Regions from separate parts of the Homo sapiens genome. Here all the other regions are linked to region 4. Evidence: chromatin loops called from intact Hi-C (ENCODE). Cell type or tissue: mammary epithelial cell. All regions are shown on one strand. Links, peaks and the distances in the headings refer to the core of each region. The heading gives the core; the rest is flanking DNA.

What was found. Peaks named below come from ENCODE experiments on the same cell type or tissue, not always from the same donor. Only the 100,000 strongest peaks of a DNase experiment are listed, where the experiment ranks them.
Region 1: a loop joins it to region 4, with 21 times the contacts of the local background. A loop is called at or near these places in 15 of 110 quality-filtered maps.
Region 2: it touches region 4 in a loop (11-fold over the local background); 10 of 110 quality-filtered maps call a loop at or near these places.
Region 3: it touches region 4 in a loop (8-fold over the local background); 4 of 110 quality-filtered maps call a loop at or near these places.
Region 5: a loop joins it to region 4, with 22 times the contacts of the local background. A loop is called at or near these places in 4 of 110 quality-filtered maps.

What each region holds. Positions count from the first base shown.
Region 1 is chr2:153,516,813-153,523,218 of GRCh38, reverse strand. It overlaps a transcript of GALNT13 not described here. Among named protein-coding and RNA genes, the nearest start is that of RPRM, 41 kb to the right of the region's middle. In mammary epithelial cell, for the core only: a CTCF peak has its summit at 3,743 (motif pointing right); no DNase peak of the experiment used is centred there.
Region 2 is chr2:154,373,254-154,379,659 of GRCh38, reverse strand. The region is part of intron 9 of GALNT13 (polypeptide N-acetylgalactosaminyltransferase 13); the gene reads right to left. Among named protein-coding and RNA genes, the nearest start is that of GALNT13-AS1, 81 kb to the left of the region's middle. In mammary epithelial cell, for the core only: a CTCF peak has its summit at 3,813 (motif pointing right); no DNase peak of the experiment used is centred there.
Region 3 is chr2:153,284,365-153,290,770 of GRCh38, reverse strand. It overlaps a transcript of GALNT13 not described here. Among named protein-coding and RNA genes, the nearest start is that of RPRM, 190 kb to the left of the region's middle. In mammary epithelial cell, for the core only: no CTCF peak of the experiment used is centred there; no DNase peak of the experiment used is centred there; H3K27me3 peaks cover 120 bases.
Region 4 is chr2:152,923,098-152,929,503 of GRCh38, reverse strand. No RefSeq gene overlaps it. Among named protein-coding and RNA genes, the nearest start is that of ARL6IP6, 210 kb to the right of the region's middle. In mammary epithelial cell, for the core only: a CTCF peak has its summit at 3,452 (motif pointing left); DNase peaks (open chromatin) are centred at 3,433 and 4,603; H3K27ac peaks cover 1,269 bases.
Region 5 is chr2:153,160,150-153,166,555 of GRCh38, reverse strand. It overlaps a transcript of GALNT13 not described here. Among named protein-coding and RNA genes, the nearest start is that of RPRM, 320 kb to the left of the region's middle. In mammary epithelial cell, for the core only: a CTCF peak has its summit at 3,296 (motif pointing left); no DNase peak of the experiment used is centred there.

The sequences.
Region 1 (6,406 bases), core at 995-5,994, 590 kb before region 4:
AATCAGAAAAATTTGGATCATCAAAAGAGAACATAGATCCCAGAAATAGACCTGTATAGTCAATTGATCTTTGACAAAGGAGCAAAGCCAACGCAATTGAAAGGAGAATCTTTTCAACAAATGGTGTTTGGAACAACTGGACACCCACATGCAAAAAAAAAAAAAAAAAAAAAAATAGTAAACACAGACCTTGCATCCTTCACAAAAAATAACTCAAAATGGATCATAGACCTAAATGTAAAACACAAAACTGTCAACCTTTGAAGAGATAACATACATGTCCTTGGGTTTATCAATGACTTTTTAGATACAACACCAAAAGCACAATCCATGAAAGAAGGAATTGATAAATTGGACTTCATTAAAACTACAAACTTTTGTTCTGCAAAAGACACTATGAAGAGAATCAAAAAGCCACAGATTGGGAGAAAATATTTGGAAAAGACATATCTATTAAAGCACCGTTATCCAAAATACACAAAGAACTCTTAAAATTCAAAAATAAGAAAACATCCAATTAAAAAGGGGGCCAAATATCTCAATAGGCACCACACGAAAGAAGATGTACACATGGAAAATAAGTACCTGAAAAGATGCTCCACATATGTCTTCAGGGAAATGCAAATTTAAAACAACAAGATACCACTATACTCCTTTTAGGATGGTCAAAATCCAGAATGAAAACACCACCACCAACAGAAACAACAGGAACTCTCATTCAGTGCAGGTAAGAATGCAAATAGTAAAGCTACTTTGGAAGACAGTACACTGGTTTCTTACAAAACTAAACTTACTCTTAGCATATGAGTAAGTTTAGTTTTGTGCCTCACTTCTCACACTCTCACTTATTGTGCCACTCTCTCTCTCTCTTTATTTTTTTCTCCTTGAGACAGAGCCTCACTCTGTCGCCCAGGCTGGAGTGCAATGGCGCGATCTGGGCTCACTGCGACCTCCACCTCCCAGGTTCAAACGATTCTCCCACCTCAGCCTCCTGAGTAGCTGGGCTACAGGCACGTGCCACCACACCTGACTAATTTTTTGTATTTTTAGTAGAGACAGGCTTTCACCATGTTGGCCAGGCTGGTCTCAAACTCCTGAGCTAGCGATCTGCCCACCACGGCCTCCCAAAGAGCTGGGATTACAGGCATGATGTGCTCCTCTTTTATTTAGCTAGTGAAGCTGAAAATTTATATTCATACAAAAAAATGCATACAGATGTTTATAGGAGTTTAGTTCATAATTTCCAAAATTTTGAAGCAACTAAGATATCATTCAGTTGGCAAATGGTCAAACTGTGGTACACCCAGACAATGGAATATTATTCAGCACTAAAAAGAAATGAGCTGAGCTGTCAAGCCATGAAAAGACACAGAGGACCATAAAATGCATATTACTAAGGGAAAGAGATCAATTTGAAAAGGCTACATACTATATAATTCCAACTATATGACATTCTAGGAAAGGTAAAACTATGGAGACCAAAAAAGATCAGCGATTGCCAGGAGTAGAGGGAGAGAGGAACAAATAGGCAGAATACGGATGATTTTGAGGGCCATGAAAATACTCTGTATGATACTATAGTAGTGGGTACATGTCATTATGCCTTTGTCAAAATCCACAGGATGGTACAACACCAAGAATGTAGCCTGATGTAAACTATGGACTTTGGGTGATAATGATGTGTCATTGTGGGTTCGTCAATTATAACATGTACCACTCTGGTACGGGATGTTGATAATGAGAAAGGCTGTGCATGTGTAGACGGAAGGGATATATGAGATATCTCTGTACTTCCCTCTTAATTTTGCCCTGAACCTAAAACTACTCAAAAATAGTCTTTTAAAAATTTGATGTAGTTTATGTTTTTGGACAATAAGAACTTAGGCAAGCAACTTAAAACTTTATGGTAAAGCTTTTCCATTAGGAAAAAAAAAAACCTAATGGTATTTATCATCCACTACCATAGTGGTCCTGTGTAAATTAATTAGAATGAAAACACTAATGAAAAATTAGAATGAGTTAAAAGAATGTTTGGAGCTCTTCAGAAGAAGGACTATGCTTTAAAACATCTGTAACATAGAACAAATATAACTTACAAGGATACTTTATATGGCGCTTTCAGGTGTACTTCCTAAACATCACTGTCTTCCTTTAAAGTAAAATAATAACATGTTTTAAAAGTATAAAATAGGGTTAAAATTAAATCTGTCATGCACCAAAAGGAATTTTGGGAGCTATAGGGAATGTATAAACATTCACTAATAAAATGTGCAATTTAAAAGAAATCTCTATTCAATTATCTCCATGAGCTCATATTCATCAACAAAATAACCTATTTATGATTTACATATCTCATGGTCTCTTCTGTTCATGTACTTTTGTCTACGGAAAGGAAATTATTCAGATTTGATTATTATATTCTAATAATTTATGAAGATAATAATGTACCACTAAAAGGGTTCTAAAATCACTTTGGGAATAATCAAAATAGAAGAGAAAATGTCTTTGAAATAAATTATAAGAGAAATGAAAAGCAGTAGGGCAGTCAATAGCAGGAAAATGTTAGGTGCCAATGCGCCAACCTCTCAGCATTTACTTTTATTTTTCGAGCATTAAGATAAAACTCTTCCATGGGAACCTCTGATGAGTTCTCCTTTTCTGACCAGAAAATAAAGAAATAAAGAAATGAAGCATTCCTGAGGTCAGACTGAGTTCTGATTTCTTCAGATTGCATTTTTGAATAAATCTTTAGATTCTCAATGAAGCCAACAATTCATAAAATTTTGAAAGCCCAAACTAAGCTTGAAAAGATATCTGTGTTCTTTGGTCACCAGAAAATTTTGAAGAATTATGAACCTCAAATGATGCCCTGAGATCACAAAATTTAGCTGCTAACCTTCCCAACCAATTAGGATCTACACTAGCCTGAATTGCTTAGTGTTTGTATTATTTTTATGACCTCTGGAGAAACAGATGCAACAATTATCCATTCCTTAAGGTACCTTACTGCCTGAAATAAAAATTATATGTGCAAAGATCATTAAAATAAATAACTCAAATATGTTGTTAAATATTATTTTTAAATGAGTAAATTTTTTTTCTAGTAAGACAGGAAGATGTCTGGCTCATATTAACATCATCATATGTTTAATAGTTTAATTTAGCATCTGGTGCCTTTGCTGCCAGCCCTACAGGGAGAGAGATTAAAGATGGACCACATCTGCAGTTAGTAATAGCCAATCAAAGCAGTCAGACTCTAAGAAAACGAAGATCTTCAGGCCACATTATATGCTGCTGGGTTGCTAGCCATAATTTGTGACATGTCCAGAACACTCCAGATATTCTGGATTTACCTAAGAAATAATACTAAACTTGAAGTGCTAAAACAAACCCAAAGGAATAAAATGTAATGGATTCCAATGGTGCCTTGTCACTCCATTTTTGTGACTCCTCTAACTTTAGCTTCTTACAGGGGGATTCTATTTGTAATACAAAATAGGAGAAAAAATAAGGTTGAGAATTTTTAATCACAAGAAATATTTCCCATTGAAGCCTATTGCTCTATCTTTTATAGCAAAAGTGAGCTAGCAACAGAATGGCTTGATTTGTCAACTGATTGAAGAAGAAACTTTATCTAAATAAACCCTACATTTATAGATGACATACAAGCAAAAAGCCCATGAAAGGGCAACAAAATCATAAAACAGTTAAAAAGAAAAAAAAGACAATGCTTCTGACCAGCAGGTGGCGCTGCAATCCATCATTGTTAGCCAATTGGAAATCTAAGAATACTTGTACTATCCTGTTGACTGTAATTTCCTATTTAGACTCTTCCTGATCCTTTTAACTTGGTGTGTTATGGCATGCTGTGCCCAGTTGTTTTCATTTCAGCACAGAACTCAAAGGAAATTGTTAGACCTGCAGGATTGATAGATTAACTCTGCTAACAATATCAACAATCAAAATTTGTAATAAACATTATCAACCCTGTGAATTATTAAATCAAGCCGTTTAAATGGAAAATATCGATTTTACAGTTTATCAACAGAATCCTGTTTGGACGTGTGAAATAGCAGCAATTTGTAGTAAAGTTAAGCTAAAGGGGTTTCTAAAAGTCCTAGGAGCCTTGGACACAATAGACTTACCCATTAACTTCTTAGTCTATGGCTTAGCAACAATTTAACATATATAGAATGACATAATTAGCAGAAATTTAAAGAATATAGTAAGTCATTTGTTCCAAGGATGGAAATGATCTGGCTAGCATATGTCTTATGCACCCTTTTGTGCCCAAGTCAGAAATCACAGTACCCAATTACAGTACTGTATTGTGCTGAGTCAATGCAAGGCTCTTAGCCTTTTCAGTAGAGCTCTCAATTCATATGAAACCCATTTTCCATCTCTGGGACTGATAAGAAAAGGCTCAGAGAAGTTAATTATTGTTCTAGGAACCCACTAAACATTTATAGAACCAGATACCAGATATTTCACCATCTAATAGATATTTATAGTTATTCTAGTTCAGTAACTTCTAGTTTTAGTTATTGAACTCAAATAACAATTTTATAATTTAAAATAATAATCTTTCTCCAATACTAAGAACTCATACAAACCCTTTACTTTATAAATTTAGCAGTACCTAGAATACAAAGAGGTTTAAAATATACTTGCCTAGTCACATAAAGTCAGTAACAGACATGATTCAAGCCCATGTCTTGTGACTTTGTTTTCTTAGTATATTTTGGATTTCTACTTCAGAAACAGGATTTTTCTTCTGTTTGTTTCTCCACTTATTCATTCTCATTTTTATAAAATCTTTATAGTCTCCATACGCATTTCAGAAACCATGTCAGGTATCAAGTATCCTGGATGAACAAATATACATGGTCCTTCCCATCAAAGAGCATGCAGTACAGCACTAAACAAGGAGACAGATTGTGTGTGACTTTCATTATGATAAGGGCTACGAAGAAAGAACTATGAGAAAAACAATAGAAGAACATATTTGGATTGGTCAGATAACATGTCTGAAGTCATTGGAAGAACACTGAAAAAATAAGAACCTACCAAAGGAAGGGCCAGGGTGTGTGTATTGGACAGGGGTCTGGAGTTGAGGGCAGTATATCCAGGAAGAAGAAAATGTGTGACTGTCCTGAGCTACCATGTTTTCTCAGCACCATAAAGATGATACTCATTTCTGGCACGAATCATTTTTTAAATCATGTTGTGTCCTGCTCAGTGCATCATATCAAGTGTTTCATGCTATTGATATGTCTTCTTATTGGGGATGTTTACCTTGGTCACTTCAGTCACTGTGTATTTGGTTATTCCACTGCAAATTTACTATTTTCTTCTCTGTAGTTGATGAGCATCCTAGGGGAGATACCTTGAAACTATATACATCCTCTTTCTCTTCAAACTTTTGCCAACTGATTTTAGCACACATTGGTGGATATTTATCTACAATATGTGTTACTATGATGTCTGCCTAATGGTGATTCTCTATTTCCCTTTTCCTTCTACATTAATGGAAATTCTACTGTGAGGAAGAGCTATCTGTAGCTCCCATTTACTTATTCAATTATTCATTTATAGTAGTAAGGACTCATGGAAATTTGCTTGATTCCATGGGTAAAATTCAATACTATCAATATTTTCTGACTCGAATTGTTCCAGTGTTGGCCATTAGTTCCTTCAGGTTTGTCTCTTGTGTTTCTCTGACAAACCTCTCTCTTCTGAACATTTCTCTGCTTTCTGGCACCATAAAGGGTTTCAAACCTCATACTATATTTTCTTGTCCCAGCGCTGAAGTCAATCACTTCTCCTAGAAGCTCTGGTTCCTTTTATCGAGTAAGAAAAGTAATTCTTAACTCAGAGCACGTATTAGTTTCACCCCCTGGGCTTTTGAAAACACTCAGGGTCTATTGAATCTGAATTCCTGAAGAAGCCACTGAATATTTTAAAAGCCATAGAGGTAAGCATATACAGTTTCATGGTTGAGACCTACTGTTCTAAAAGGCAGGGAGAGTATATGTACTATTTTTTATGACATGATAAAAATGAAGGTGGGAATGTCCATAGACTAACCCACCTACTACCACTAGTCCCTTGCAATAGCAAACCCCACAGATTTTCTTTCCCAGACTCTGAGCCTCTCACCTGGAACCAAATTCTGAGCAGAGAAGACTGGCCATAGTGGGACACACATACTAAGAACTCAGAGGAAAAAATAGTTACTAATTAAAAAATAAAGAGTGGAGAAGGAGGTGGAAGGTAAGGAAAAACTAAACCCTACAAGAGAGTAAGTTATTTGTGGGGAGGATAAGAGAGCACTTGAATACTGTGTAAAGAGAAGTGGGAAGGAGTAAAGGAAGTATAAAAGCATATCTTTTGGCCCTGAACCTGA
Region 2 (6,406 bases), core at 984-5,983, 1.4 Mb before region 4:
TTTCAATATTTAAGAACACAGACATTATAGGACTACTCATTAATTATTAAAACATCAGTATGTTTTTACATTTTAAGTAGTTTCTAGATAATTTACTTTTAAAGTTTGTTTTAAATACATGAGAATCAAACAGCCTTCTAAGGAATTGAATATGTAGGAGACTATTAGACAATGTTAATAGACCAAAAATTAATTACTTTAAAATTATTTGCACTTAAGCAATATCTTAATTTTCATTCACAGCTTCATAACCATGATATCTACTATTAAAGATAGTCTGTAGTAAGATTAAGAAAATGTTAAGAACATTTGATAAAACCTGGTTTATGAAAATCTAGTTTAAGGCTCTAAAAAAAAGTAGAGAAAGCTACATAGCATTTTACAAGGTGAGTTTATTTTATTAAGACATATTGGTAGTCCTTAGTCAATATGATATGTCTTTATTATCATATGAAAATACAAAATTTTTAACCATTTTACTAAGATGAGCGAATGACATAACATTTAGTTTTTTTAATATCATAGTTAATGTAGTTTTGTTTTCTGCTTTAAAAGGGCTAGCATCATTTATTAAGCACACATTATGTATTTCTAGCCACATATTCTATGTCCTCTGAAATTACTGCCGTTATTATGGTTTCATTTTACGTACTGTAACAGGAAATTTCCTTGAGACTGGGCCTGAAACATTTTAAAGTCACAGTTTATCAAATTTTAAATGAAGAGAGAAGAGTCTTGACAATCCAAGCCAAAGTAGAGGCATCATGACAAAATGTTGCAGATCAATTGTTCATTCAAGGAAAAGTATCTTTAAAAATATTTATATTATTTCCATTGACACATTGTAATTGTAAATACTTATGGGGTACGATTTGATGTTTTAATACTATATATGTTGTATAATGATCAAATCAGGGTTAATCTCACTCATATGTGAAATTTAAAAAAAAAATTTAATAGAAGCAGAGCCGAAGAGTCGATACCAGAGAATCGGGAGGGGAGGAATGTGAGAGGTTGGTCAATGGGTGCGAAGAAAAATTATCTGTGACTTAAAAATTCACATTTGTTACATACTTTTGTAAGACAGCAAATTGTTGCAACCAATCTGCGGTCTGCATTGTTAAACATAGGCAGAATAAAATGCAATTCTGTGCATGTGTAAACTACATTACATTAGTTGCCTACAACAGAGAAGATGGATAATGGTTTTGAAATATATTTCCTAGAGCTCAAGCGTTTCCTAATAGCAGGAGGTGTGGAAGTGAGTCCTTCTCCCTAACTTAAAATATTAGTTACGTATTTCCTTATTGTCTCAAGTGAAGGCACAAGGCTGCACATCTCAAATCATTCCTAAGATAGTCAACCAAGGAGTCTCAGTAACGTTTGTGATAAATGATTACTTCTTAATCTGAATATTGAGCAAGTATAGCAGAACAGCCTCCTCCTGCGATCCCAGTGAACCTCTTGAATGTGGGTTGTACTTAAATGTGGTGTGTTTCCTTTACAGAGAATTGGCGTTCTCTGTGTTCGTTCTCCAGACAGGGAACTTAAGGTAAAATAGTCTGTGGGTCTGAAATCTGAGCAGCGTATATGAGGTTGGGGGCACTCCATAAGGACAAGGGTCATATAAATGTAGTCACAAGGAAGAAAGCCAAGATAATCCAGCCAAAAAGGAATGCACTCCAAAAGGGTGGCACGTCTTTAGAGATTGAGCTTTGATTTCCTCTAGGTCACAGCATCATATGATCAAAACACTAAACTCTTTCTGTGAAGCCTTCTCTGACTACCCTATCTAAAATGACTTTGCTTCTTCACCCAGTTCCTGTTCATGATCTATTAATTTCCTCAGCTACTATCATAATCTTATTTATTGTCTGTCTTCATACTAGAAGGGAAGTACAATGAAGAAAAAATATTTTGTCTGTTTCATGTACTTCTAGATCCCTAGGACCTAGAGGAATGCCTGGGACATATTAGATAATAAATGATGAATGAATGAACTATTATTTTTAAGTCAGATTAACTACGCCAATGTAACTTTTCATTTTTATTTCTTTTGTGTTCTCCCCTAGGCTTTAGCGAAGTCTCATTTGAATAATTTGAGGTGAATGTATGGACTAAAGCCTATGAGCGGTTCTTCCTTTATTGTTATATTTAGAAGTTCTGGGCTTGATTTAGTTAGAGGAGCAAGTGCAAAGAAAAGGCTAATTCCTCCCTCCCTCCCTTCCTACCTGCCTGCCTTCTTTCCATCCTCTTTCTTTTCTTTCTTCTGTAAATGCCAAGAAATTTTCAGTTGCAAAAATGAAATAAACATTTCCATTGTCAATCAGCATGGGCCATAAATGTGTAAAAAAGCTTGGTCACAAAAAAGACAATGAACAGAACCCAGACAACCCAGAAAAGATATCACTGAATGAAAAGATTTAGGTCCTTATCAAAGAGGAATTATCATAGTATCTTCTGTAATTTAATATTTGTTGTATATACTTACCAAGCTAATATATATTTAAATATGAACAATTTACATTGCCTATTATTCTCAGCACATCATTTCACTGTTTTCAAAAATACTATTTTGAGGTAATCCTGCAGGTAGAATTATAAAGATATATCTGAACTAGGTAGATCCTAACATTGTATTATATTCCAGGTTCTGGTACTAAGAATATTCAAAATAAGTTCTACAGTAACCCTGACAGGAATCTGCTTTAGCAAGACTTAGTCTTTTCTAGGTGTGAGGGATTATATATTTATTAATTTATAAAGGAAGGTATAAAGCTGAGAGAACGCATCTGCAAATCCTTAGATATTTACTATAGTTTAGGGGGCAAGTCTTAAGATTTTTCTGCTTTATTTCTTCAACCTCACTTTATGGAAACATGGAAAATCCACGAATAATACTGTCCTACATATTAATGAGTTTGAATTAAAAAAATTCTCATGATTTTTCAGTTTTGTCCTTTTTGCCATAATATTCTCATAGTTAAAAGTTGACACTATTAACCTGTAATTTGCTTGTTTTCTTTGGTATAAAAGATATTCAGTACAATTTTGATATTAATTTTGACTTCTATATAAATTTAAGAGATTTCATTAAGACTCAGACACTAAAATGTTGTACTCTGTGTACTTTTAAAAAATTTATTAACTAAATTTGTTTTAAATAAAGGCATTAATTCTTACATTCTTTTAAAAAATCTATCTGCTGGAAAAAAGATTTTTTATCTTTATGTGCTGACTTGAACAAAGATTACATGATTTAGCTCAAATGTATCCCATCTACAAAATATGCCCAGGAAAAGACCCGTGTTCTTATCTGACTATATAATGCAATATATTAGCAAAAATATGTGTCATTAAATAGAAGTAGCTGAACTCAAAATAGGCAGACTCTAATGAAGATGAGATTTGCTCATTAAAAGTAATACAATTTTTAGAAAAGAAAAAAAGTGAGGTGACTGAAACACCCCATTCTGTTTCAACCATCTTCATATTCCAGTTAAAGCTATGCTTATTGTGGATTTTCTTAACAAATAGAATGTCTTTGTTGGGTATTTAACTGTTCCATCCAATTGTTTCCAAATGAAAAGAAGGGCAAATTATATATTCCTTTTGTCTCTCTTTTGTGATATATTGTGGGCTTTGTATTTTGTAAAAGCTGAACGTATTCAGTAACAACTACGTCCTTCCAACAAAATGTATTTTAAAAGAATTACAAAACCTCTAAGTGAACATGCCAGGTTATGCATTGCCGGCACAAAAGGAAATCTGTCATGTGGATTCTCATAGTCTTTATTACTCAAAGTATCCAGTAGATGGAAGCCTTTCCCTTTTAAAACTTAAAGCTGCTTCAAAAGCATACATGCAGTCGGATTTGCTAATCCCTCCGTGCAAAAAAACAGTCCCTCTCCTAAGAGCGTATCAGAAAGACCACAGTTTGCGTGATTTGTAAGTGGTTTGAAAATCGCATTATTAAAGTCAAGTTGTCTTGACCCCCATGAGGTGAATGAGAATGGGAAGAATAAATTGATTCTTGAAGCTAGTCTCTTGGTGGCTGCGTGGGTTTGTTTGTCTTCCTGCATTAGTGTCCACGTTCTTGTTGCCCTTTTTCAGTGATAAATTTCCCAGGCTAGTGGTTACATCTCTTTCCGTCCATTATCGTTCCTTGGAAGCAAGCGCCCAATGAGCAAAGAAGGACACTCTAAATTAGATCCTCCTGGAATGAGCAAAGGAAAGTAGCCCAGGGTTTTTCCGGAGGGTGATGCTAAAGTGAAGACTTACTGTGTTTCCTCCTTGTCCCTATGTATAGCTCTATCTTTTTATCTTGGGCCTGTCCTCTCTGTCTTCTTACTAGTCTTAAGAATTTTTTTCTGGCTGGATGCGGTGGCTCAAGCCTGTGATCTCAGCACTTTGGGAGGCAGAGGTGGGCGGATCACAAGGTCAGTAGATCGAGATCATCCTGGCTAACATGGTGAAACCCTGTCTCTACTAAAAAATATAAAAAATTAGCTGGGCTTGGTGGCGGGCGCCTGTAGTCCCAGCTACTTGGGAGGCTGAGATAAGAGAATGGCATGAACCCCGGGAACCGGAGCTTGCAGTGAGCCGAGATTGCGCCACTGCACTCCAGCCTGGGCAAGAGCGAGACTCTGTCTCAACAACAACAACAAAATTATTTCTGTGAAAAACTATAGATTATATTTACATTTCCCTGTCCAGGAAATGAATGACTGTATTCTAAATAACTGATCAGATTTAATCATTGAGGTTAATTAAATCACTATCTATCTATTAGATTGGTTATTTAGCTCGTTGTCTTTTTGAAAGATATTTAAAACAAGGGTAGTTAAAAAAATAAAAATCTGGGCTTGGAGCATTTCAAAGTACAGTATAAGCTGGGTTTGTCAGTTCAAACCTCAATATGGAATCAACACTTCATCAGGGAAGCCACACTTTTCTTTGACTGCAAAAGGGGCAGTTGAATCATGTTTCCATGTGTTTACAAGTCATAACTAATGAAACAATTATGTGCAATGACAACTTCTGCTGGTATAGTTAGAGTACTTGAAATAAACTTTACATACTTGCCACTGAATTGCATCATAATTAGATAGGTAATGGTTCTCCCATCCTTTTTTTCCTTACTCAATTTTGAAGTTTATAGTTCAGCTTTAATTTAGAGCCTTATCTCTGGTAATGGCTTCTAACTCTTCCAACAGCTCATCGGTTTTCCTTGTACTAAACAAGAGCCATCAGCTCACTTTTCATTGAAAACTCATTTAACTGTCTCCCCATATGCTTTTAAGGACAAAAAGGCAATAGTGCTTAATTAAGATTTGAAAAACAACAACTACCACAACTTCTCCAGATTAATAAGTATTCCTTCTTCAACAAAGGGAGATCTAGATAAAATATTTGAATGATGCTTACCGAATATTAGAAATTCACCCTGTATCTCAATGGCTTTCAGCAATATAGATAATTAAATCATATTACCAATTTGCAAAATGGAGGTTTCAGTCTCCCAAGTCACAACATCAATTCTATACTGCACAAGAGTGAAGAAGGAAGAAAGCCGGGAAAGGAAGAAGGCTGGGAGTAAAGACAGTACTTCATGTTATAACTGGTGAACTGTCTCAGTTGACAAGTCTGAAGGAGGCACTCACAAAAGGCTTTGAGGAGTTGTAGCAAATTTTGAACACAACTTTAGCCTCACTTCTTGAGACCAAAAAATGGCACTCAGAAGTATGAAATCTTAAATAAAATAAAGCAAAACATAAACAAAACCCACAGAGCTCTGAGTATCTTTGTTATTGTTCACACTCTGTAAGAATCTTTAGTCCTTAAAACAGTACTCCTGCCACACCTGTTAAGTGGCTATTACAAGGCCAAGGGAAGACTTGTGCCCAATATGGGAAAACGTTTGTTGTTACTATTCTGCAATCAAAACCTGTTTTATGTCTTTTGACTTAATGATGATGTAAGTAAAGACAATATAAAAAGCAGTGGAAACATGGGATGCTCTTTTATTTTAAAAGCAGGTCTGATTTTTATACAAGATCTTTTGAGGGCAAAAAGTCCAGTGATGAAGTTGTCTGTTCTATCCCTTACTGTCTATATGCTCTTCAACAAATAATATATCTTTTTGGACAACATTTTTCTAAGCAGATTGAAGGTCTGAACCAGACAATCAGCTCTCAAGGTTTTGAATTTGAATTTAAAATTATCTTCAAGGTTTTGAATGATCAAGACATGGACAGTCAGAATCAAAGATGAAGGAAACAGAAAATTCTGGTGCCATTATGATTCAAGCCTCAATTTAAATGACAAGTACATATATGTAATACAATCTCAGTTTTGTTATAACATTTCTTATACTTAATTTGGTTACTAGCACAACTAAATTCAA
Region 3 (6,406 bases), core at 537-5,536, 360 kb before region 4:
ATTATCAAAACACTACTCCATGCAAGGTACAAAATGAGGCTTTTAAAGGACATAGGGGGATAATATGTAGGAATTTTTAAAGCAAATGCCTTGGTCTTGTCCTCAGTAGTTATTCTACAAAGAATACTGGACATGGAAAAAAGTTCTGTCACTTAAAGTTGTAGAAATGCACAATAAACAAAATAAGGAGATTGGTATTGTTCATTGGATTATTATTAATAACACAGCAGGTGCTTAATGACAGTTTAGTGATGATCTATAATGAAGTGATTCTTACTCAGATACAACTGCTTTAATTGTGACAGATTTTTGGTAACCAGTGCCACCAAATTTCTTTAATAACTTTCGGAGAGTAAATCACTTTTTAAAAATTAAATACCCACAAATAACCATATAGGCAATGTTTCTTGAACTTTAATTTTCAATAATGCTTTCTTTGTGAAACAGCCATACTCTAAGATCCTTTTGGTACTAACAACATCTCTGCCTGGATGAAGTTCAAGGCTAGCCTGTTTCTTACCAAAATCCTTAGCTAAAAATACTATCAATAATAAAAAATAATAATAATGATAATAAATAGCTAACAATTTTGAACAAAGCAATCTATTGAAAATTAGAAACACTGAGGTCCCTGTTTATGGATTTTGCATAGAGAGTAAGGTGACTTTAGAGTTAAGAAAGGAATAATAGAAATGCAAGGATAGATATTTCTTTAAAAAGAAATCAATTTGCTAAAATTTTTCAGAGGTGAAAACTGAGCTTTGCAGAAGTAAGCAACCTGCCTTTGGCCACACAACTGGTAAATGAGGTAGCCAGGATTTTGATCCATTGTCTACCCTACTCCATTTTCATGTTCCTGACCATCATGCTATATGGCCTCTCAATATAAGAAAACATGTGAAAATAGGATTCTTAGGTACTATTTTACCATTTCTTTTTGTGGAGAGGTCCCACGTGGCATGTCATGGTGCTAAGTTGGACCCCAGAAATGTTTACACTGGCCTGCAGTTTAGCTCCTTCCCACTGCATTCATCTGTCTGTCCCTGAAGTTACTTGAGATGTAACCTCTGAGATACTATAGTCTGTATTTCAAATGATTTTAAAAGTATCTTCTCATGTTGTATTCATTAGTGAGAATAAATCAAAAAGTTAACAAGAAATGGAGAGTGATTCCCATAAGATGAGAGTGGACTGATACACAAAAATCCTAAATAACTCACCAAGGAAAGCAGTAGAAACTAGTGAAAGGAACATTAGCTCTGCCTTACATTCTTATTCAACTACTTTGGGATAAGTTACAAAAACCATCTGAGTCTCAGTTTTATCATCTATAAAATGGGGTTCTTATTACCATTCCAAATAGGTGCAGTGAAGCTTAAATTATATTATACAGATAAACCCTTCAACAGAATGTCTATCTTCTAGCAGGTTCTCAATAAAAAATAATTTTTCTATCATTAGTGATAGAGGACAAAGTTAATAATGTATGAAGAAATGAGGTCATTGGATAAGATCATAAAGATCCCCTCTGCTGTCTCTCCAGGGTATGATAAAACCCACCATTGTGAATACAGATTAGAAGCTTAATTAAAGTTGAAGAGTAAGATCAATATATTCTTGAGTCAAATGAAAAGAGAATCAATGTTTAACTAGATTTTTAATTACAAAAATGAACATACACTTATGGTAAAAAGAAATCCAGAGAGTAATAGGAATAAAACTACAAGTCATGGGACGCAAAGCTTCAGCAATACCCCAGAAATTATTACTGCTGGTTACAACTGTAATCTTAGAATCTTCATTCTTTCTAAGAATTTGTATAACATTCAAGTATATAGATACTAATATTTTATATGTAGCTATTTATATAAAACAGATTATAAGTATATAAATTTAAGTACAGTAGCCCCTTCTTATCCATGGGTGATACATTTCAAGATCCCTTATGAATGCCTGAAACCGCAGACAGTACTGAACCCTCCATTTACTAAGTTTTTTTCTATACATGCATACCTATGATAAACTTTATGAATCAGGCAGAGTAGGATGAACAACAATAACTAATAATAAAATAGAACAATTATAACAACATGCCAACATCACTGCTATTGCTCTTTGGAGCCGTTATTTGGTAAATTAAGGGTGACTTACACACAAGCACTGCAATAGTATGACAGTTGATCTCATAACAAGATGGCTACTAAGTGACTAACAGCAGAGACATATACAGAGCGAACAGGCTCAGCAAAGGGTTGATTCATGTCCCAGACAGGACGGAATGGGACAATGTGAGATTTCATCAGGCTACTCAGAATGGTGTCCAATTTAAAACTTATAAATTGTTTATTTCCAGAATTTTAAATTTATTTTCAGACCTTGGTTTACCACAGGTATCTAAAGCAGTGGAAAGCAAAACAATGGATAAGTCAAGACTACCGATGCACATAAATTAAAAGGTATATACATCCATATATCCATATATGTGTGTGTTTAGACACACACATATAGGGCACATTCTTTATAATATCTGTGTACTACTCTATAATTCAGTTTCCATCATTTTTAAACTATTTTGACTTATTACAAACATTACTGCAACAAGCAAATCTTTGCACATGCGTGAGGCTCTATCTCTAGGATCCATTCTAGAAGTAGAAGGGCTCAGACACGTCATTTTTAACTGTGATGGGTTTTACCAACTATGCCCCAGAAAGTAGCCCATCCCTCCAACAGCCTGTGAGTGTCCATTCACTCACAACCTCTCCAATACTGTTTAATATCTGACAATTTGAGGAGAGACAAACGGAATTGATATGGGAGGGGGGCAGGGAAGTGCTGGGTATAGAAAGGTGGGGTCCCTGGTGAGGGCTCCACCCTCGGGCCTGTGCCCACGGACCTAGGTGAGGACAGACAGTTGTGTTTTCACACCCAAATGTTGCGATGTCCAAGATAACTCTGGCCTGCCATGCCCCCATCCTGTGCTTACAGAAACACAGAGACCATAGCGGGCACAAACACAAGTGGCTGGATGTTGAGAGAAACATGCCAGCCGAAGAACACACAAGCAGTTGGAGGTCAAGAAGAGCAGAAGAGCACACCGACAGGCACCAGCAAATGCAGGTCATCGACAGCAGGACTATGTGGAATTCCGCTGGGGGTGGTCGGAGAAGAGCCCCGCCAGCAGCTGAATGGCCCAAACCCCGGGGAAGGCCACCTTCCCACTCCATTCCTCTTCCGGCTCACCATTCATCTGCTGAGAGCTACTTCCACCACTCATTAAAAAACCTTGCACTCATTCTCCAACCCCACGTGTGATCCAATTTTTCTGGACACTACATAAAGAACCCAGGATACAGAAAGCCCTCTGTCCTTGCGACAAGGCAGAGAGGGTCTAACTGAGCTGACTAACACAAGCGGCCTGCAGAGGGCAACACTGAGAGTGGCATGGTAACACACGCCCACCGGGGTTTCGGGGGCTTGTAAACACTCAACCCTCGAAGGTGCTGTGGGGTCGGCGATGCTCAGGACTTGCCCGTCTGCATGCTCCCCTAGGGGTATGCGCAGCGGAGCACCAAAGAAATGAGCCACACCCCCATCGCGTGCCTGCGAGTGAGATTAGGGAACTTCTGTTTCAGAATCTCACCTCATTATTTGTGAAGTTGAAAATATTTTATTGGCCTTCATTAATCTTTTTCTGCGAACTACCATTGGCTCATTTTCTTTTTAATTTGTGAGTGCTTTTTAATAAGGAAATTTTCTTTGTAAAGTGTTGAAAAATAAACTTTACCTTTTAAATTGTTGTATGTTTGCTCGTATTCTGAATTTTGATTGTGTTTATAAGGTTTTTTTTTCTTAGCAGCTTTAAATCATTTTAAAACAAATTTTATCAGTCTTTATTTGTAAATTCTGGATACTGGTTCATTCATAGAAAGACTTTTCCCACTCAAGATTATTTATAAATTCACATAAACATTTATTTTCATGACTTTCTTTCACTCTTTACACATAAGTGTCATTTGCATGTGATTCCATTTGGTGTAATGATATACAATTTAGTTGACATACCCAATCATTATAACACGATTTTTGAAGCTTTTCCCGTTATTTTGAAATTGTTCATATTCTGAAGTGCATGCACTGGTGTCTATTTTTTATCTCTCCATTCTGTTTCATTAAGTTGCCTTTTTATTTCTAGACCTATGCAAGATATGTTAGCATTTAAATATATATCAAACAAATTTAATTGTTCACATTACTCCTCCTAACTTTTCTTAACTAATCTTATATTCTAAATGAATTATTGTTGAATACAAAATAAAATCTGACAACTTGGAGAGACTATGGCATATTTAGGTTCTCTGTGTTATTAATAGCTGTGTGAACATGAGAAAGCTAAATTTTCTGTGATTGTTGTCTCATCTATATAAATAGTCATAATACTTTCACTTTTTCATAAGAGAATTGTAAAGATAATGGAGAAACAAAAACAAGTATAAACTTAACTCCATGCCTGGCTACTGGTAAGTACTATAAATGTTACTAATTCTATCATTAATGATTTAGGGAAAATTGCCACATCTACAATATAATCCCTTATACAGTTGAATGGGTTACATACTTCTATTAATTCAAGGCAGATTTCTTTTACATCATTTCCTAGTACTTTTAATGTTTTTTTGTATAGGTTCTGAATGTTTTGATAAGCCAATCTGACCATCTCTTTCTGCTATTAGTTATTCTATATTCCCATAATTTTTAATTGCCACATAAACATCCTACCATTTGCAACAATTCTTGAATTTATTCTCTTGTGTTTCATAGGTATAATCATAACGTTTAATAATAATGTTAAGTTTCACTCCTTTTTTCTAGCTTTCATGTTTTTCTTGACTAATTACACTGGCTAATAATTAAACATATCACTTAATACTGATGATAATTTTACCTTTTCTGGTATTCATACCTATTTTTCTTCTTGTTTAATTGCATTGGCTAGTGCTTTTAAAAATTATAAATAATATTATTACTGATGTTCTTCAATAACTCTCATCTTTAATAGCATTGCCTCTATTGTTTTGACATTTAGTATGATATGGACTCTCAATTTGCAGTACATATTCTATACTGTTAATAGTATAACCATCACTTACTAAATTAATAAGAGCCTTTTCTTACAAATAAATGTCAATTTATAAAATACATCTTACATATTGTCGTGTAAATATTATCCTTTTCTTCTACTCTGACCTGTTAATGTCTATATTTAGTATTTAGGTGGCAGTTTTGATAACACTGAACATTCGCAATTTCCTTCTACGTAATTCCATTTTCCCTAGTGTGAGAAAATCAGAGGGAACATGAAAGGGAGAGGTAAAGAAGATGTAATGATAAGGAAGAGGATGTAAATGTATGTATGTATATGTATACCTATGATATGGTTTAGCTCTGTATCCCTACCCAACTCTCACCTTGATTGTAATTATCCCCACAAATCAAGGGTGGGACCAGGTAGAGGTAATTGGACCATGGGGGCAGTTTCCCCCATGCTGTTCTCATGATAATGAGTGAGTCTCATGAGATCTGATGGTTTTATAAGTGTCCGGCATTTCCCCTGCTTGCATTCATTCTCTCCTGCCGCCCTGTGAAGAGATGCCTCTGCCGTAATTATAAGTTTCCTAAGGTCTCCCCAGCCATGTGGAACTGTGAGTCAATTAAACCTCTTTTTTTTTTTTTTTTAAATAAATTACCCAGTCTTGGGCATTTCTTCATAGCAGCGTGAGAACAGACTAATACAACATACATGTACATGAATGCACATATGCATGTGTGTATGTACATATGTATGTATAAGAACACAAAAAGTGTGTGTTTATTATTGGACAGTGGACCCTTTTTTGCCCAAGATGGCAGATTAGGAGCTTTTAGTATGCCTCAGCTACTTGGAAATAGATCAGTTCTGTGAGCTTTAAGAAGGAAAGCAGGAATCTATTCATGGACTCACGAAGGACACCACAGGTCCCAGAAAGGAGAATGTAGGCAAACACCCATCATGAAAGCACCCAGCTGATAAAAGTGAGTGATTCCCCCGGATATGAGAGAGGCAGAGAGTCTCCTTCTGTGACTCACCTTTCCACTGGGGATCCAAGCAACCCAGGCTGATGGAGAACACTGTTTCCCCAAGTCCTGAAGTTAACTTGGAAAGAGGCTTAGAAATACTGAGAGGGATAAAAGACACCAGGAAAAGCTTCAGGAATTTTCCCAGAATGAGGACCAAGATCAGGATTCCATTTTTAATCTGAGTGCATATAAAGACAGTCATTCTTTAGTGACCCAGCAACATGGTCATGCAGGCATTTTAGTCTCAGTCCAGAGGTTGAGGTGCCTGCTCTGGAGTGGGGCAGGGGGA
Region 4 (6,406 bases), core at 628-5,627:
TATAATACATATATATTATATATGTAACATATTGCATATTATATTACATAATATATATGTAATATAGTATATAATATATAATTATATGATAATATAATATAGTGTATAATATACTATATTATATAATTACATAATATAGTATATTATATACTATAATAATATAGTGTATATTATATATTACATATATTATATGTAATATATATGTAACATGTAATATATTGCATATATAATATATAATATGTTACATAAATTATATAATATATTACATATATAATAGTATATATTAAATACATATTATATATTTAGTATATAACATATAATATATAATATATTAAATATGTATTATATAATATATTAAATATATATTATATTGTATTATATATTATATAATTGTATATTATATATTATATAATTGTATATTATATATATTATATAATTGTATAATATATATAATATATTATATAATATTATATATTATATAATTATATATTATATATATAATTTATATGTAATCTATAATATATATTATACATAATATATCATGTATAATTATATATATCATACATCATATATATATTATGTATAATATATAAATGTATCAGATAACATAACCAGTTGTCTCATGAACACATATATCTAGATGGACTTAGGTATCTCAAACTCAACACATTGCAAACTGCTCATTAACTTCTTTCTACCCCATAGTCTATTTTGCTGTATATTCCCTATCTCAGTAATTGACTCTTTGTCACTATTGTTTCCTTATCCAAGTCAAGAGCCTGAGAGTCATCCTTGACTCCCTTCTCTCTACCAACGCACAAGACTATCTCTGAGCTGTCCTCACTGCTCCATCTTAATGTGAGCCCTCATCATCTTTTACTGGACCCCTTCAATTTCAGTGGCTCTTTAAGGGTCCCTTGCCTTAAGTTCATGATTCTTTTACCCATCCTCTAGACAGCTGCTAGAGAAGCAACCTCTAAAAAAGTAAAAATATAACATTGATTGTGCTATTTTCCTTCATAAAACTATTCAGTGTCTCTCCACTAACCCAAAATAAATCAAAAGTAAAGACATAGTCAAACGTGGAAAGGTATCCTAAGAGTAAGAAAAGGTATGGCTTAACTTTGATCCTTAAGGGCACCTGGAAGGAACAAATCATTTTTCTTTTGGAGCTGCACAGTTTCTGGCACATCATTAAATGTTGAACGAATAATTGTGTGAATGAATAAGTGATTGAATATAGAAATAAGGTTAAAATTCAGACAGCTTTGCATTTTGTGGTCCAGCCTATATAAGCTCTACTCCCTGCCTCTCTAGTATTTGAGAAAGACAATTTGAAGTTGACATGACTATAAAAAAAAAATGTATCAAATACAACAAAAATATAGAGCTTGTGTTTGGCCGAAGTTTGTTAAGAATTATGAGATTAGGAACTCAGGCTCCAGAGATCAATAGACCTAGGTTTACACTCCAGCTTCACCATTTAATAGCTGCATGACTTTGAACAAGTGGCTTACACTCTCTTGATTTTGATTTCCTCATCTATAAAAATGGAGACAATGATAGTACCTACCCTGTTATGTGGATAAAACGAAATGATGCATATAAATCATTTAGCAGGTCCAGGTTCCCAATAGGTACTCAATAAATGTTAGCTTCTGTTATTTTTATTATTCACTATTTGCTCAGTATCTCTTCGCAAGTTCTCTCTCAGAACACTGGAATTCACTGGCTGGTACTGGGCAAGGAAGCTCTGCCACGTAAGTGCCTTCAGACAAACTGGCAAGGCTTTAGAATTGCTCTGAGAAAGACTGTCTTTCAGTTCTTTTGTTAACTGTTTTTGTAATTACTATTAATTGTAATGAATAGTAACTACCATTAATTGTAATTATTAGTAACTTCCAGTGCTTTATAGTTTATGAACTCCTTGTACCCATCTAACCCACAGAAAATGATGTGCCGTCAAGCTTCAGTGAAAATGACTTTTCTTTTAAGGATGACATTGATTCATAGAGACAACTTTAAAAAGTGAGGCATCTGATTATCTGGTCCATCTAATCTTCCTTCTGTGTTGACTCTCTTTCCACACTTGGATTAGTTTTTAATTAAATAAAAAGTTAAATTGTATAAAGACAAAAACCCCATTAGCAAATGTAAATGTTTAGTGAGATGTGTACTCTTTCTTCACTCGCTGCTTGATCTATGAGTCCAGAGTATACGGTCATCAACTACATCAGAAAGACCAGTAGGGCTGCTTTTCAGTATCAACTTTTGGTATTCAAATCACATAAAACCCAGCATTTGCTTTCCCTAATTTACTTGGTTTCCATGACTTGCTACTGAAATCATATGAAGCCTAGAGTTTGCTTTTCCTAATTTACTTCAAATTATATACTTTAGGCTATTAACCCAATTGAACATTACACAGCAATTCAAAAACAAATAAAGCAATAAACAACAATATATAATAGACAAATTCTAGCAATTAAGTTAAAAAGTAAAAATATTACATACCATATATATCCTTTTCATAAAACTAAAACAACTATAATTAAAATATATAATTTTTAGGGTTAGGCATGCCTATAAATATAATAAAAACTACATAAAAGGGACAAATAGGGAGTGATAAACATAGGATCAAGGCCACCAATTAGCATTTGTGGGAAGAGGCTGGAAAATGGAATAGGGAGTAAAGGCTATACGGTTAAATAAAGGTCATTTACAAGGAACTGCCTTTAGACCTGGTTTTAGGTTAGCAAATTCATGAGTGCTTCTTACATTATTAAAAATAATTATACAGACCAGGTGCAGTGGCTTATGGCCATAATCCCAGCACATTGGGAGGCCAAGGGAGGAGGATCACTTGAGCCCAGGAGTTCGAGACCAGCTTGGGCAACACAGTGAGATTCTATCTCTATTGCATAAAAATAAATCAATAATAAAATTTTTTAAAAATGTTTAAAAAATAAAAGATAATTATATCAATCTGTGTATCAGCTAGGATCTATGCAAGAATACAGAAACCATACTAATTATTTTAACAGAGATAACATACGGAATGGGTTAAATAAGTCTTTGAGGAATTCAAAAGCAAAAAAAGGAACATGAAGGTAGCATATATATGGTAACAAGAATCAGCTACCACTCTTAGGGCTAGAAAAATGAAAAAGGCCAGGATTATCAGAAACTGGAAACTCAGACAAGGCACCTCATGGAGTCTGAGAGGGGCAGCCTGCCCATCTTGCGCTGGTGCCTCTGGCAGGGAACAATAAAACTAGTCCTGAACGTGCCAGAAGAAGCTGGAAACTGGAACCAACTGACACTGTCAGGGTGAGAAGCCATGGATGAAGCAATGCTGACAGGAACAGCAAGCAGAACAGGGAAAAGCCAAGAGCCCCTCCCTTTGCCCTATTCCTGCCTTCTGGTCTCTCTGTGTGTGCTGCCCCCTACTGGCGAAACATAACAGGAGCAGCTGGCTAAGGAGGCACGTGAGGAGCAAAATCCCAGCTCCAGACACACGGGATTAGGGAAGGGTGGGTTAGGCACTGAGAAACAATAGCTTATTAACTGCCACAAGCAGGTAGGCGAGGTGATGCCGTCCAACAATTCAAAATCTCAAACACAACATAAGTGCATTTTCTGACCATACTACATGTCCAGTGCAGATCAGCCGGAGGACTCTGTTCATCATAGCCACTCAAGGACCCAGGTTGGAAAATGTTTCCATGATCACCATAGCAGGGGGAAGGGTGTATGGCGGATCATGCACTTGCTTCAGTGCTTCTGCTCAGAAATGATACACATCACTTCTGCTTACATTTTGTCAGCCCAAGCAAGTCACATGACCATACCAAATTTCAGAGTGTATAGGGAAATGCAGTCGAGCCACATGCCCAGAGGGCCAAGGGCCAGAAATATTTGATGAATAGTCACACTAAGAAAACAAATAAAAATGGTCCATGCATGAACTAATATCGAGAATGTATCATAAACAAAGAACTATAATCCAATTCTGGGAACCTAAATATATATATATATTTATATATATATATTTATATATATATATTTATATATATATATTTTTATATATATATTTATATATATTTATATATATTTATATATATTTATATATTTATATATATATTTATATATATTTATATATATATTTATATATATTTATATATATATTTATATATATATACACACACACACTCATAGACATATACATACTGTATATATATCTATCCTCTTTAACATTTTGGCATGCTAAACATAAGTGTGCCATAGGAGCCACAGCGAGACACACCCAGTCTCCAAGAGAGGTTAATGAACCAGATTGCAGGTCTGCAACATTACCTTTAAAAATCTTGTTCCCCAAACTGAAGCACTAAAAGAAGAACATGTTGATAACTTGAAAGATGCTTTTAGCACCTGAAAGAGAACAATATGACAACGCAAGGAGGATGATCCTAAACATGGAAAATCTGAGCCCCAGTATTGGCCCCCTTGACAGGGCTGCAGTGAACAAGGCTGACTCAGGCCAGTGATTCAAACAGGTTTAGTTTCAAGAGCCAATTTCTAATGTTTGGCAGTGGTTGCCAGGTGGTGTGCCAGCCAGCCTCCTTACACAACACTCCGACCTCATTTCCTGCAACTGTGGCCAGGAGTTGCTTCTTGAACCTCTGGGAAGCCACACCTTTCCAATTGGTTATAGCTAGTAATCATGTTTCACATTTACGTTTAACAAGGCAAGAGTCACACATTTGAATCTCCAAATCTCTCCCCTATCTGACTAATTTTTTAAGGCATACATTTGCATTTTTCTTCTCTAAACACTTTGCAGTTTGGCCTGTATCCTTGAAGCCGTCAGGTATAAAGAATGGAAGACAGCACATACCTGCCAATTTCATACTTCCTAAAAATAGGTGTCTTGGAAGAGACAGAAAAATATAGAAAGGCTTTCATTTTCCTATCATGGGAGCTACCGTTTCACCCCCTCCTACTTTTTAGCCATCATCTAAATAATAAGACAATCTGGCTGAGCCAAGGTGTAAGCACACTTCAGGCAGGTGTGCTTATTAGCACAGGACCTGCCAATGAGCAACCAGGCACTCATGGTGTGCTAAACCATCTTGAAGTGGCCCTCTCACAAGTTCAAAGTGTTAAACCCCCCAATTTCTGTCCTGAACCAATATGTAAACTTAAAAGAGAGGGACAGAGAGAGAGAGAGGACTTGATGCATGAGGGGAGGGATGTTAATGACCAGAGGCACCCTGGTATTTCCTGGCATCAACCCCAAATGTAATAAGGCCAGACCGCCTTAGTTCTTAGGTTTATTTTAGGATGCCCATTTTATAGACATTAATCCCTTGGCATTAGCTCTTCAACTAATCATCTTCCCAATACACCACCAGGAGCTGTGACTTAGGTGCTATGTTTGGCAGGGAACTGCAAGCAGCAGAAACTTAGTTCAAACTCGTTATGAAGAAAAGGTCCATGTGGACTTACAAATCTGAAGCGCATCTGGCACAGCTGGGTCCAAAAGTCCAACACTGTAGTCAGGAATCTGGCTCTTCACCTCTCAGGTCTGCTCTCCTCTGCTTGGCTTCCTTTTCAGGCAGTTTCTTCCAGTGTGGTGGCAAAATTAGCTACTAGCAGCTCCAGCTCCATTCTGCCCAGTTAGGAGTCCCAGCAGAAGAGAGCATACCTATTTCTCACCTTCATCAAAAGTACAAAGCAATAAGTTTCTCATGGCCAAATCCTGTGCCATATGAGAATCCTGGGAGCCAAGGTCAGGGTCAGCCTCACCCCCATGACTTGGACTTAGAGTGATGACAGGGTAGCTGCACAAAGAAAACCCAGGGAATGGGCCAGGCACGGTGGCTCATGCCTGTAATCCCAGCACTTTGGGAGGTTGAGGAGGGAGTATTTCTTGAGCCCAAGAGTTCGAGACCAGCCTGAGCAACATACTGAGACCCTATCTCCACTAAAAAAAAAAAAAAAAAAAAAAAAAAAAAATTGCCAGGTATGATGGCATGCACCTGGAATTCCAGCTACTCCGGAGGCTGAGGTGGGAGGATCGCTTGAGCCCAAGAGGCAGATGCTGCAGCGAGCCATGATCACACCACGGCACTCCAGCCTGGGTGACAGAAAAAGACCCTGTAGAGAGGAAGGAAAGAGAGGAATGGAAAGGAATGGAATGGGAAGGGAAGGGAAGGGAAGGGAAGGGAAGGGAAGGGAAGGGAAGGGAAGGGAAGGGAGAGAGAAAGTGAGGCAGGGAAGGAAGGAAGGAAAGAAGGAAGGAAGGAGAGAAAAGAAAAGATGGACAGAAGGAAGGAAAGGAAGGGAAGGGGAAAGGAAGGGGAAGGGAAAGGAAGGGAAGGGAAGGGAAGGGAGAGAGAAA
Region 5 (6,406 bases), core at 966-5,965, 240 kb before region 4:
CTAAAGTTGTCTTGCTGCCATCCAGGAGTGCCTCACATGTAAGTCCTAATAAACTCCTCTACTTGCCAATCTGGATTTGTCTGAGTCATTCTTTGGTCTCTCAGCTCCCTCCTAGTTTGGGAGGAATGTTTTTTAATACAATTCCTGGTTTTTCTCATTATACCCATACAGGCAGCCCACAATATGGCAGCTTGCTTCTTCAAAACCAGGAAATTAGTCCATAGAATACTGCCAGGATGATAGAACCTTCTATAACATAACATAATCGTGGAGGTGGCATCCCATCATCTTTGCTCTATTGTATTGATTAGAAGCAAGTCAACAATTTCACCCACAGTTAGGGGAGGTATTGTACAAAGGTATGAACACCAGGAGACACAGACCTCAAAAGCCATATTAAAATCTGTCTGCCACAGGTGGTGGGGTAGGAAATGAGTGGGGAATCTTTGGGAATCTTTAGGCTTCCCCTAGAGATTAGAGTATGCCACTCGTGTAAATTCCAAAAACATGGCCAAGAATGTTCCAGTTATTACCAGAGACATGATATTATAGCTTCCTGTGTCGGTAAAATTAATCTATTTAGACATTAAGATCATGGCACTAGTTTTATTTTAATCCCATTATATTTCCCCTGCCCTGAGGCTGCTATTCCTCACTAAGAAAACCATTTTAAAAGTACTGGTCATGATAATAATGAAAACCATCTTTGCTTCTTTATTTTTATCTTGGTTTTTAGCAGGATTTTAAAAATATGTACTGATCCTAAATTTATTCACATCCTAAGGCCTATTTTATCTGCTGCTTGTAAACTATCAGCATTTCCACATTAGTCACAGACGATGTGTGTCACCAGCATAGCTAATAAATACAACCTATGCAAAGCAGCTTCTACCAAAATAAGAGAGAATACCAGCTTCCTGGTTTCCACAATTAGTGTATATTATGTGTTTATAAGCCAAGCAGCTCAAAAAGGCATTGCCAGAGAATATACTGAATGAAAATGTTTGCTTACTAAAAAGATATTTCTAAATGTTAATCATGACCAATTTGCTTTTTCGTAAGACTAAAATAATGCTGCAAAAGATTTTCAAATACAAGTTGACAAAAATAAATCTGGCTGTTTGTAGCAGTTTATGGTATAAGAATTATGAGGAATGTTTTTATTTAAGGAGTAAAGGAGTAAAATCCATTTCAAAGGGAAATGCAAACATTTTACAGAGCATAGACTGTGTGGTATCACAATACTAATCAAGTGCCTGTCAGATGGGATGTATAATGTTTCTCTCCCACTATAACAATCAAAGTACCCTTATCTTTCACCACAGTTTTATAATGAAACAATACTGTGTTTACACACAGCTGCTAAATGTCATTGCCAACACCAATGACAATATGACCTCAAAGACTGTGTGTTGTTCTTGTCCTCAAAGGTGCCAGAAGGCAACATGATAATCCAGATGAAACCTAAGAAAAGGAATTACAAAAGGCTTATATGCAGGTCAGAAGATATTCAAACTGACTTATAACTAAAGATATGCCAACTCAAACAGTGGGATATACCTTTTATCCAATATAGTGTCACAGATCAAAAGTTTTGAAAGTACTGTATTGGCCATGGTACGGAGAAATGAATACTTTCAAATTATGATAATCAGAGTAGAAATTGGGGCAGTCTCCTTGGCAGGCAACCTGGTAATATCCATCAAAAAATTAAAATACAGGAAAGGGGAGTTGGTGCACAATGAGTACAAAGTCCTATTATGCAAGATAAAGAGGTTCTATAGATCTGCTATACATCATAGTGCCTATAGTTAATAACATGCTACTGTACACTTTAAAATATGTTAAGAGGAGATCTCATGTTAAGTATTCTTGCCACACATACACACACAAAACACAAAAAAAACACAAGAAAATTTTTGGAGATGAAAACAAAAACTAAAATATGTTTAGTATCTTGATTGTGATGATGGGGTCACAGATGTATGCATATATCCAGATACATCAAAATATATACATTAAACATGAAAATTTTTCACATATCAATTATACCTCAATAAAACAAAAATTCAAATACACGTAAACACAGACTTAGCAGTTTTGCCAAGATGTATACTCAACCATAATCATAAAGACATTTTCTCAAGGAACCTCCCAAAAAAACATATAGTAAAAATAAAATGAAAAAGCAAAACACAGATGTGTGTACATGAGATGTTCTCACTCGTTTAAAAAATGGAATATATATGTTTATGTATACATTTTTTTCTAGAAGAATAAACAAGACCCTATTGGTAGTGGTTATCTCTGGAAAAGGGAGATGGACTATGGAGTAGAAATGTATTTTACTTTTTATTTTCTAGCCTCCAGTACTATTAGAAATTTTTACCATTCCAATTTTTCAATAAAAATAAAATAAATAAGAAATAAAACTGACTTATCTGGATGAATCAGATACAGTGAAAGTCATATTCTAATTAAAATTATGGAATTATATTTTGGCTTCTCAGCCTGATCACATTTTTTTTTTTTTTTTTTGAGACGGAGCCTGGCTCGGTCGCCCAGGCTGGAGTGCAGTGGCGCGATCTCGGCTCACTGCAAGTTCTGCCTCCCGGGTTCACGCCATTCTCCTGCCTCAGCCTCCCGAGTAGCTGGGACTACAGGCGCCCGCCACCACGCCCGGCCAATTTTTGTATTTTTAGTAGAGATGGGGTTTCACCGTGTTAGCCAGGATGGTCTCGATCTCCTGACCTCGTGATCCGCCCGCCTTGGCCTCCCAAAGTGCTGGGATTACAGGCTTGAGCCTCCGCGTCCGGCCAGCCTGACCACATTTTAATTGTCCTTAAGAGGCAAAGTGACTGATAGGACAGTTCCCACTCAGAATGCTAATTTGTTTCCTCTGGCTTTTTAAGGGTATCTATGCTTTGGAGACTTATTCCAGGTTATTGTGACCTCAAGGAAATCAGCTTGTTAATCTCGGGGTCATTTGAAGGTGAAAGGTTTGAAGTTCTGAGGGTTGAGAGCTTAGTTGGGACCCCAGGCCTAGATTCACCAGTGCAGATGTTAAAAAGCCATTTGTTGAGGAAGAAGTCAAGAAGCCTCTCAAAATATGATTAGACAAATTGCTTTTGGAAAGTTTCTTTATGCCCAAAGTATAACGCAGTCCTGAAACTGGATTCCCAAGGTTTAAAGACCGAAACCAAGAATGGGCACACACACCAAAAAAAACCCTGAATTCTCAAACCCACCTCAGTTTGGGCTCCTCACTTACTCTAAAATCAGATCCAGACTACCCCCTGGTGGTTGCCTAGAAGAGACATTCCTTTCTGTCTCACCATGCACTTGGCTTCAAACAAGTGGGACCTTATTTTATTATGAAGACAAACTTCCCAGAAATGGAAAATATAATCCAAATTGCTATCAGGCCATGAAAAAATATCTAGCATGGCAGTATGAGTGGAGGCTGAAATGGAGAAGAGAATGACTGGTAAGACATTTTATGTTTTAGATTAAATGTTTTTAAATGTTTCTCTGCTTTGCAAATGCCTCTTCTTCTGGCCTCACTGTCCTTTCAAAGGCCACAACTTTCAATCGACTTGAGAGAGGCCCCAGCCTCTCTCAGCTGTAATTGATTCATTGGCTCTAATTTGTGTTTCTGTGGGTTGATGTCACCTCAGCATACTCTAAGTCACTAAAGACACATGACATTACCTCATTTTCTGAATTACCTAACATCCCTAGGTAGAATTTGAATCTCATGGTCAGAACTGATCAACTTATATTCATCTCACTACATTTGACATTTTCTGAATTTAGTGTTAGTATAAGCTATGGGGTCTGAACATTGTTCCTGGAACAATGGCATCGTCATATAAATACAAAAACATCTATGGGTATCTAGGTAGCATATGTTACTAGAAAAATGAAGAGCTGCTGATTCTTCCAAGTGTTCAGCTATTTTCTCTGTTTCATTTAGTTGTAGTGGAAGTGTGACTCTTCCCAGGGGGGCTGACTTCTTGAAATTGCCTTTCCTTATCTGAGGCTGGGATTCGAAATGTTTTTCCAATCATCAAAAGCCCTACAGAGTTTCGGGGAGGAGAAAAAGGGGTGTCCCATATTTTCAGGGTTTGAATAGGATCCTTAGAACTCTCCCTTTATGCTAGTGCTTCCTGTTCCTCATTTTAAAAGCAAAGGATTAAAATGTCGTTATGATTTTTTAAAATAAAAGACCAAAAGGTAACATTCCAAAAAATGGATGAAAAATGTGAAAATTAACTGCTAAAATTAAAACTACATATGGTCAAACAAGTAAAAAAATAACCCTGTACCAAGAAATGGCTCTTTGAACATGTTCAAATGGCTAAAAAGTGACTGATACCTGTCAGCATTGTGGATGTAGAATACCTCAATTGACAGAAGCTGGAGTCTCTCTGGCAGCTCCTGAGTTAGGAAATTCTCCAGTCATCCTCCTTATCTCATGTCAAAGATTCATGCCTACAGCCAGTGGGGTGCATTCACGCCTTCAGATAGCAAAAACCAACTACAAACCACTCATCAATTGCCAACAATCAATCTTAGCAATTTGTCTAACCAATCAGCAACTTTGTGGAGACCATGAACCCTTCTCTTTCTGCCTTCCCGCCATTCTTTCCATATGCTTAGATAATCAAGTATCATAAACTGACCCTTGTTAGGTGTTGAAACAAGTGCAAAAGATTGATGGTTGCCAAGTAACAGAGGCATTATACATGGCAAGGCAAAAGTGGAAACTGACAGGTCTTATTATGGCTTACAAGACTCTACAAAACCTGAGCCCAGTCCTTCTCTAACCTCCTTCCTTCATTTCTCCCCTCTTGCTCTGTTCCAGCCACAGTCACTTTCTTCATGATTTTCTCTCACACCAGACGCATTCCTGCCTCAGGCATCTTCACTTGTTTTTTTCTGCTTGGAATACTCTTTCTAGATATCTTCCTGACACACTCTCTCTTAAGTCTGGCTGAACTCTTACCTTAATATCACCATCCCATTTAAGATTTCTTCTCCCTCATCCCTCCTGATCCCCTTACTTTGATCTATGTTTTACACATTTTAAATATTATAAAATTTAACTTTTATGTTTATGTATTTCTCCCTATCCCAAACCACACACAATACAAAATCATATCCACAAAGGCAGGTGTTTTTGTCTGTTTCTTTCACTGCTGTATCCTTGGTGTCTAGAAGAGTATCTGACATGCGGTTAATACTCGGTAAAGCCAATGTTGTTAAGTGAATAAGGAATGAAGACACTGACACTGTAAGACAAATCAGTTCTTTCACTGTGCAACATAAGGATAAGCCCAGGTCAAGGAGGCACAGCCTTTGGTCCAGAGCTATCAAGCAGTTCATAAGCGGTGTATTGCATAGCAGAAGTGAACCAAGTCAAAGAGTTAATGTAGCAGAACTTGCTAAGTCTTTAACAGTAATTGTTGGAATAAGTCTAGAACAATGTGGTTCAAATGGCAGCTTGAAAGATTTTACTGCCTTTTAATCTAGTATATTTTAAATCTATCTGCTAGCCTAGCCAACCCTACCTTGCATAGACATCGTCACTGGCTTAAAGAGCCTGCAGTCATTCTCTGACAGTAATCTCTCATTTTCCATTTCTCCTTAAAGTGATGCTTTCTCAGAAAGGATGGAAGACCCTGGAGGTGAATCTAAATAACCTAATAACTTGAAATTTGGCTCCTATCATTCCCATCAGAACTATGAGTTTCCAAGGATACCACTATGATATTAGCAAGGGGATCTATATTACTTATAATCAATTGATTGAGTGGGGGGAGATTCTGAACCACTTTCTTCTAATCTCTCTGAATTATCCCATGACTTATCTGGATGTCTACCTTTGAAATGGCTGCTTTCCCACTATGGACACATGCTTCTCTCTTTTATTTCTCATGAGTTACAGAGTACACTTGTGTAGTCATCTTTTTCTCTACATCACTGATAAGTTCATGACCTACATTCAATCAGCAGTCAAAAAGAAAGTTGCATGAATGCTAAATCTTCTTGGCAACTGATCACAAATAGATATCCAGTACACAAAGATGCAAAGCAGAAAGGAAAAAAAAATGTTTGTTGAGCAAATACAGCTTGTTATACTCTTTACAGATATTACCCTATTTCAACATTACAAGGAATTTTCACATGAAATAGAGTATGCCTTTCCCCATCAACTGAATAATAAGCTCCTGGAATATGCGACCCTGCTGATCTTGTTCATCACTGTATCCTTACATCCAACAAGATGCATGGCCCATCAGAGGCACTCAATAAATAGTTTTGAATAAATTATTAAATACAGTCATTGCAGTTCCTCTTATCTGTAAATCTGGCCCAAATCCCAATTCTATATCCAGCCTCA